Regions from separate parts of the Mus musculus genome. Here all the other regions are linked to region 3. Evidence: chromatin loops called from intact Hi-C (ENCODE). Cell type or tissue: heart. All regions are shown on one strand.

Evidence for each region. Hi-C counts contacts between places; a loop is a spot of excess contacts. Peaks named below come from ENCODE experiments on the same cell type or tissue, not always from the same donor. Only the 100,000 strongest peaks of a DNase experiment are listed, where the experiment ranks them.
Region 1: it touches region 3 in a loop (2.6-fold over the local background); 16 of 42 quality-filtered maps call a loop at or near these places.
Region 2: a loop joins it to region 3, with 7 times the contacts of the local background. A loop is called at or near these places in 16 of 42 quality-filtered maps.

Annotation. Positions count from the first base shown.
Region 1 is chr14:14,101,234-14,103,733 of GRCm38, reverse strand. Atxn7 (ataxin 7) reads right to left here. Exons shown (of 12, transcript NM_139227.4): 12 at 1-427. The coding sequence ends at 410. Among named protein-coding and RNA genes, the nearest start is that of Psmd6, 18 kb to the left of the region's middle. In heart, no CTCF peak of the experiment used is centred here; no DNase peak of the experiment used is centred here.
Region 2 is chr14:14,011,542-14,014,041 of GRCm38, reverse strand. Atxn7 (ataxin 7) reads right to left here and starts at 1,551. Exons shown (of 12, transcript NM_139227.4): 1 at 1,292-1,551; 2 at 673-969; 3 at 387-455. The coding sequence starts at 958. In heart, CTCF peaks have their summits at 832 and 1,491; DNase peaks (open chromatin) are centred at 991 and 1,431; H3K4me3 peaks cover 2,472 bases; H3K27ac peaks cover 1,798 bases.
Region 3 is chr14:13,959,841-13,962,340 of GRCm38, reverse strand. It overlaps Thoc7 (THO complex 7), which reads left to right and starts at 1,028. Exons shown (of 8, transcript NM_025435.3): 1 at 1,028-1,156. The coding sequence starts at 1,138. It also overlaps a transcript of Atxn7 not described here. In heart, a CTCF peak has its summit at 1,394; DNase peaks (open chromatin) are centred at 650 and 1,340; H3K4me3 peaks cover 2,284 bases; H3K27ac peaks cover 1,885 bases.

The sequences.
Region 1 (2,500 bases), 140 kb before region 3:
CTTCTGGAGCCTGACTGACAGATGGCAAAGAAAAAGGAAGGCAAGGCTACAGAAATGATCCTCCCCAGCCAATCTACTTCAAGAGTGACTCCATGATATGCTCCAAATGAAAAAACAAAACAAAACACAATACAAACACAAACTTCTCACGGATTGGGAGCAAGCAGTCCAGACCACTTTAACACTGAGAGCAATCCGGTGGCTGAGGTGATCCAGTGTTCTTTACCTGTACTCACTGCTACAGACACAGCTTCGGGAAATCCTTGTCAAACAGCCAGAGGTTACCCTGAAGGCCCACAGGAGTTAGAAAAAGAGACTCAAAGGCATCGTGGAGTCCAGAGTGCTGAGCAGAGGCGTAGCTTGTCTTCAAAAATGTCTGGATTATTCCTTCCAGTGGTACTGTCAGCTGTCAGGGTCGTGCCTTTGGCTTTCAAAACAGAGGGATGAGGAGATACATAAGTAAGTGGCTGGATGCAGTGCTCCCGACTCTACACCAGGGTATCATCCCGTACCTAAGCTCCCTGACCTGCTGGGGTCGGGGAAAGCCATTACAGGACCAGCCTGAAGCTTTGTTTTTCAAAAAACAAAAACAAAACCAAAAACAAACGGGCAACAAGAGGCCGCTGTGTGGAGGTCTAGCCCTCCGGTTTCCTTCTAATCTAAGGTGGAATTTTTTGTTTGTTTTCATTTTTTAAACTTGTGTCCTTGAAGGTATTCTAGGCTGTTAATTCAGAAAACTCGATGTGCTAACACACAGGTCTGGAGGTCTAAACCCAAGGCACTGCTTACAGCATAGGGAGAGAACTCTGGCCTTCCCACGGGGTAATTTAAAATCTAGAAGCCAAGCAAGAACGGATTTGCAGGCCAGGGAGGGGCTACACACTGCTATGTTGTGGGCTCTGTACTTCACTTCTCTGTTCAGAGACTAGCCAATCCAAGCACAAGTATCCTCCACAAGAGATAGCAAACTTGTGATTTCTACTTCTCTACAAAAAGTGTTTATTTTGTTTTCTGACAGGGTCTCTCTGTGTAGCCCTGAGAGACCTGCTTGCTTCTGTCTCTAGAATGCTGGGATTTAATACATGTGCCATCATGCCGTTTTAGGGATAGCATTCTTTAAAGTACTTTTAAGTCATGAGTTCTGAGATTTGTATGCAGCTGTAAGATTCCTCCCACTGACAGATAAAGTTGAAAAACAGCTTGTAAGGTTCACATATGTCCTCTGATTGGAAGCCACAGGGTTCCTAGGATTTGTGAAGTATAATAATAAAAACAAAAACAAAAACATCCTCAACAGAGGAAATCTTTCTACAATGTAATCTTGAGCTGAGATTGATTTTCAGAACCTAAATTTAAAGACCACCTGGTCTTCTTGGAGACGAGCTCCAACCCTATCATAACAGGCAGAAGGAAAACACTTTGGGATCATGACCCAAATTGTCCAACAGGTACGTAAGCTGTAGCTGACTTTTAAAATGGGGGGGTGGGGGTGGTAAAGAGAAAATTCACATGTGAGCGCAGCTCTGCAATTTCTCTTTAAACTGGCGACAAGACAGGAAAGAGCTGCTACATACCCGTGGGACAATACCCATGCCCACCCTCCCTAAGCACTGTTAGTCCCTGCTGTCTAGAACGACCACCTCAACCTTCAGCATTCCCATCAGTTACCTGTGAGGAGAAGTAAGGTGAACACAAGTGTAACGGTCTACATGAAGGTGGGGTACAATGCTGCCCCCTCTCCTGGGAGGATACTACACTCAGAGGCAGTTCTGAGGGATGAGTATATTGTTTCTTGCTGTGTTTGTACTTCTGCTACATGAATCATAACTATGAGTAACTACAAAACACACTAAGAGCAAAGTTCATATTTGCAATAAGGCCAACACAAGCAGCCAGTTTGAAAATAAGTAGCTATCTCCCCCAGTAATTCTGACATTATCAATTCACATAAATACTAAAAAAAGTAAATTACAATAGGAAGTGCCTTCTTATTTTCTGAAAAATCCCTAAGCAGTTAAATTCTGAGGATGAGGAAAAGGGAAAATAACATAAAAGAGAGCCTCACTTTTTAAGTCAGGGCTCTGGGGTGCTGCTTCTGCAATTCCTGTTCGTAAGCAAGGAGAGAAGATATCCTGATGGATGAAATAACAGGATGAGAGATGAGCTGGAAGTGGTGCAAAAGAGGCTGGAACACAGAACTGTGTGACTGACAGTCAGAAGGAGCCAATGGAAAGCCAGGAACAGACAAGACACAGCACAAGAAGTCACGACTACTCTGAACCCAGTTAGCCACCTCCCGCTCATGGGAAGCACGATACTGTCTTCTAAGTATGCACTCGGAACAGGCGTCAAGCTCCAGCCACGCCGGCACTAATCTTCTCCCCTAACTCTCTTGAAAATAGAAAGGGGTGCGAGTTAACCAGAATGCCTGGAACTGCTCAAGAGGAGACGCATCCTAAGGTTGGTTTGTTGGTTTGTTTGTTTGTTTTGTTGTCTTAAG
Region 2 (2,500 bases), 52 kb before region 3:
GTTTGGTCAAGGCTCCTGCTCTACAGCATCCCCAGAAAGGCACTACTTTCCAAAGCTTAGAACTCTTTCTTTCCCCAGAAAGGCACTACTTTCCAATGCTTAGAACTCTTTCTTTCCAGGTGTTGTCCATAACTAAAGAGATATATGTTAAACTCCCTGCCTGCTTCCTATGCCCATCACTTTGAATTGCCCTTTCCAGAAGGGATCCAGGTTGCTGCCCATTACAGAGAGCCCCTAGAAATGAGATTTCTTCCTAAATGTTCTACCCACCCTCTTCCATCCTCTTCAGCAGAGACCTCAATGTGGCAAGCAGGGAAGGTGGGCTGAAGCAACAAGAAAACTTCCCCAAGGTTGGGTACAAACTCCACCAGGGGGGCTGGACTCACCTTCCCGGCAGAGCCCCATGACTTCGCGGTTTTTCCCAAACTCCTTGAAACTTTCATCCAATTCGGTCCCTAGGAGATATACACACACAGGAGGAGGGGAGAGGCAGGTCAGTGGCTAGGAGTGTGACGCACGCTCACGCACGCTCCGGGTAGGTGTGGGCACCCAGCAGAAGATAGCATCTCTGACCCCCGTGGGGGCGGCCACAGGACACGGCGCGGGGGAGGGGATCGGGGCCAGAGGAGGGGGGCGGGGGGGCGGGGGGAACCAGGAGGCGTGGACACTCACCATCCTTCCCAGGAAGTTTGGAAGCTTCCACCCACAGATTCCACGACTGTCCCAGCATCGCTTCGGGACTGGGCAAGGGCCTGCGCTCCCCAACCGTCGCCATGGCGGCGGCCGAGGTGGTGGTGTCCCCGGTGCCGCCGTCCTCCGCCCGTGGGCGCCGCAGCGGCGGGTGCTGCCGCTGGGGCTGCAGAGGCTGTGGCTGCTGCTGCTGCTGCCGGGCGGCCGCTGCTCCGCCCGCCGCGCGGCGCGGCTCCCCCCTGACGTCATCCGCGGCCCGCTCCGACATTCTTTCCGCTCCTACAATGTAACAAAAAGGGGGAAAAGAGTGGCGCGGGGGCCGCTTTTAAGGAGGCTCCGCGGAGTTCCGGCGGCGTGCGCGGCCCGCAGGCCCGCGGTGCTGTCAGCCCCCGGCCCCTGCCGCCGCCCGCCTCCCCGCCCGGGCGCAAAGTCCGCGGCGCCACCGGCTTTCGCTTTCGCCTCCCGCGGCCCTCGTAGGGCGCCGGCTGCGGCTGCCACTGCGGCGCTGGCCGCCCTGCCGGGCCCGGCTCGGGAGGCCAGCGCCCGGAGCCGAACTGCCGCGACCTCAGGCCTGCCTGCGCCCCGGCCCGCGGCTGCCCACCCTGCGGGCGCTCGCATCCCGGCCCAGCCGGCAGCCCCGCTCCTTCCTTCCGTCCGCGCGTCCGTCCGAGCGGCGGCGCCCGGCCGGCTCCCTTAAGCGGAGGCGCCTCCTGTCGCCTCCTCCCCCTCGCCGGTCCCTCCCTCTCTGCTCGCTCCGGCGAAGTTTGCACGTCAAGCCCCCGGAGTGGAGCCAGGGCGAAGTCGGAAACGCAGCCACCTATGGAAGAGCCTGCCGGTCGGCCCCGGCGCAGTAACGAAAGCGTCGCCCAGGCCCTCCCTCCGGAGCCCCGGGCACCAGCAATTCGCTCTGGGCTCGCGGGAGGCTGCACAGTAGCTGGAGCATGAATGGGAAGCAGCCACTGTGCGGACGCCCAGAAACCAAAGCTGCCAGTGGCAGGTGTGAAAATGCCGCCCAGGTGTTAGCCCAGGCGTCCGCATCGAGCCCCTGCTGCTTGGCCAGCCAGGAACGTGCACTTGAGTGCCCACAACTGAAGGTCACACTGTGTCCTGCGAACTTGAATTTCTTCTCCAGCAAGAAGGAAGCTACAAAATCAGTGTATCACTTTAAAGTTGGGTTGTTAGTCTCTCACTATTTATGGCTGTCTTTCCTAGAATCCGATGAGACCCCCATGGCTTAAGGAATATACCAGACGTTCGTCAGATTTGGATCACAAATTAATAAGCACTAGCACATACAGTCACCCCCTCCCCGACCATCAAACAAGTAAAGCACAGGAGTGGACCACCACAGGGTGCCTTTAGTTCCTATTAAGCTGTTATCTCATTTCAGTAAAGCAGCATCTTTTTAGCCTGCTCAGAGCCTCAGGCTTACAGGTGCCTTCTGGGACTGTATGAAGAGGTGAGCTTTCTCGACTTGCTGCTATTATCTGTTGGCTTTGGGGGGGGGGGCAAATATTTAGTAAGACAGATGTGACCAACATCTCTGTTGAAGTACAAAAAACCTTTCAAATGTTAAAATGAACGCAAAAGTGCATATGAAAATGTTTCCATAATATATTAAAGCCAGGACTTGGAGAAGGGGTTTGACATAGGTGCAAGTTTAAAAGCTTGAGCTGGGTGTGGTATGCACCCAGAGTCCCCAGTGTTTGGGAGGCTGAAGCAAGTGTGCAGCATCGTAATACAGGTGAGACTGAGAAACACAGTAAGAGCTTGTCTTAAATAAATAAAGCAGAAACACAATTTCTGTGAG
Region 3 (2,500 bases):
AAACAAAAACCTGGGTTATAAAGTCAAACTCTACCCTGTTGGAGGTCAAATCAACTCTCAACAGGAACATGGTTCCACTAGGAGAACATTCCTCAATGTTGAATCAAAATGATTTTTTGTTTTGTTTTGTTTTGTTTTGTTTTTTTGTTTTGTTTTGTTTTGTTTTTTGTTTTTCGAGACAGGGTTTCTCTGTGTAGCCCTGGCTGTCCTGGAACTCACTTTGTAGACCAGACTGGCCTCGACTGCCTGCCTCTGCCTTCCAAGTGCTGGGACTAAAGGCGAGCGCATTCACTGCCCGACTCCCCCCCCCCCCCCGGGAGGGGGGTGGTTTATTTCATTTTTCAGAAGAGATGACACTATAACCTGCAGTGTGTTCTAGAAATGTGTACTCCGCACCCCCAAGTAATGTGTTTGCAATGAGCAGCACCCCCACCCCCAACACCTACTTTCAACTTCCCTTTAAGAAGCAGTTTTTGAAAAGCAAAGTTAGTATGAAAATGAAGGCACCCCATCTGGATTCCAGCAGCGAGGGAGAACTGGATGAGAGGTGAGAACCGGAGGGACCTGAGCCCTGGGTCCTGAGTGACGCTCCCCAGACAGGTGACCAAGTTTCTTTCCCCCGCTTCGCCAGCACCCGCCAGAGCTCAGGAAGGGAGGATGGCTTGCCGCGCCCGCCTCAAGAATACGGGTTCGAGACCCACGGCGGCAGTGGCCGCGCCCCCGTCCCACCGGAGCGCACGGTCGGGGCAGCCCGGGACAGAGGTCACCTGGAGCGTCAGGCGCGGAGCCCCGCGAGCGCGCGCAGCCCGAAGCTCACCTGGCGGCTGGCCGCGGCCTCCAGGGCGGCCTGTGGGCGCGGGCAGGGCGGGACGGCGGTGTCCCCGGGCCCAGCCGCCGCCGCCCGCCCTCCCGCCGCCCGTCTCGCCCTTCACCCGCCGGCCGCTCCGCGCCCCAGGAGAGCGGCGAGCGCGGGTCCGCGGCGGCGCGGCGCGCGCGCCGGCGCGACTCAAAAGTCGGAGAGGGCGGCGGGCGCCGCCGCCTCCTCCTCCATGACTGTTTACCCGGCTGCATTGTGGGAGTTTGACCTTCGCCGCCAACCGCCGCCTCAGCTCGGCCGCCGCCGCCGCCGCGCACGCCATGGGAGCCGTGACTGACGGTGAGGCCTCGGCGGGTGCGGGGACGCGGGGCAGCGCCGGGATCCGGGCCGTCTGGGGTGGGGGGCTCCCGGGGCGGTGCGCGGCGGGGAGAGGCGCAGGGCGGCTCGCTCGGCCCGGGCGATGCAGTGCCCCGAGGGGGCCGCCTGGGGGGCTTCCCGGGCCGGGCTGGGTCGGGCCCACGGGCAGCGCGGCGGGCCCCAGGGAGCGCAGGAGCTCGGAGGGCGGTGGAGTGAGGACCCCGAGCTGGGGACGGCGGCTAAGAGGAACAGGGGTGTCTGGAGGGCCGGTCGGGAAGTGTATCTGGGCGACTTACAAGGTAAGGCGCCAGCATGGGAAGAGGCCGGCGGCTTGGACCGCGGCAACAAAAGGAAGGCATGTTGGAGCGGGTGAGTTGTTGGCCTGAGTGGATTAGGAGTGATGGATGGTGGACAGTAGATGTCTGTGGGCTGAGAGCAGAAATAAGAGCGCGTTTGGGAGAAGGATGGACTGACACGATAGGCAACTGGAGCAGGAACTGAGAAGGTACCCGCTTTGGTAGAAAGGTTCCGGTGGCTTGATGTTGTTTGATGGGCTGATCAATAGCTATGGATCCCAGTGGAGAAACAGGGGACTTCCAGAAATGAACAACGATCGGCCCAAATTTGAGGACGGGCCGAGGAAATACCGATGTGGGTATAAATAAAGGCCTCGGAACTTGGTAGGGGGGATTTTAACCTTGGTTTTGTTTTTTTTTAATTCGAGTTTAATTTATTCAGGAAGTACTTAGCTTACTTCTAGGCAATACTTTACTGAACACGTTTGATACCCAGAAGCAGCAGGTAAAGGTGTTTCCTCTTATACGTCTGCAGTGGCTGTAAACATTAAAAATTGGTAGGGTGGCTGTGTGTGTGTGTGTGTGTGTGTGTGTGCGCGCGCGCGCGCCTGCCTGCCTCTCTTTGAGCTGTCTCTGCCTCCCTCCCTCCCCCAGGCAGGCCACCCTACTAGAGTGGCAGTCAGAGGACACTTGCTGAAGTCACTTCTTCACTTCCACCAGATGGGTCCTGGGAATTGAACTGAGGTGGTCTTTCTACTGGTGATTAGAAAACTTGACAAATTTGCTTTCCCCCTTCCTTTGAAGGGTAAATAGGTGTTTTAAAACTGGAATTACAAGTGACCAACCACTTGCCAAAATGATGAAAGAAATTCAAGATGGCATATAGAACTTAGAAAACTTTACACCATGAAATTTCCAAGATCAGGAAAAGCCAGTGAAAGGGTTTTTGTTGTTATTTGGTTTGGTTTTGAGACAAGGTCTTGCCAGGCAGTGGTGGTGCACACCTTTAATCCCAGTACTAGGGATGCAG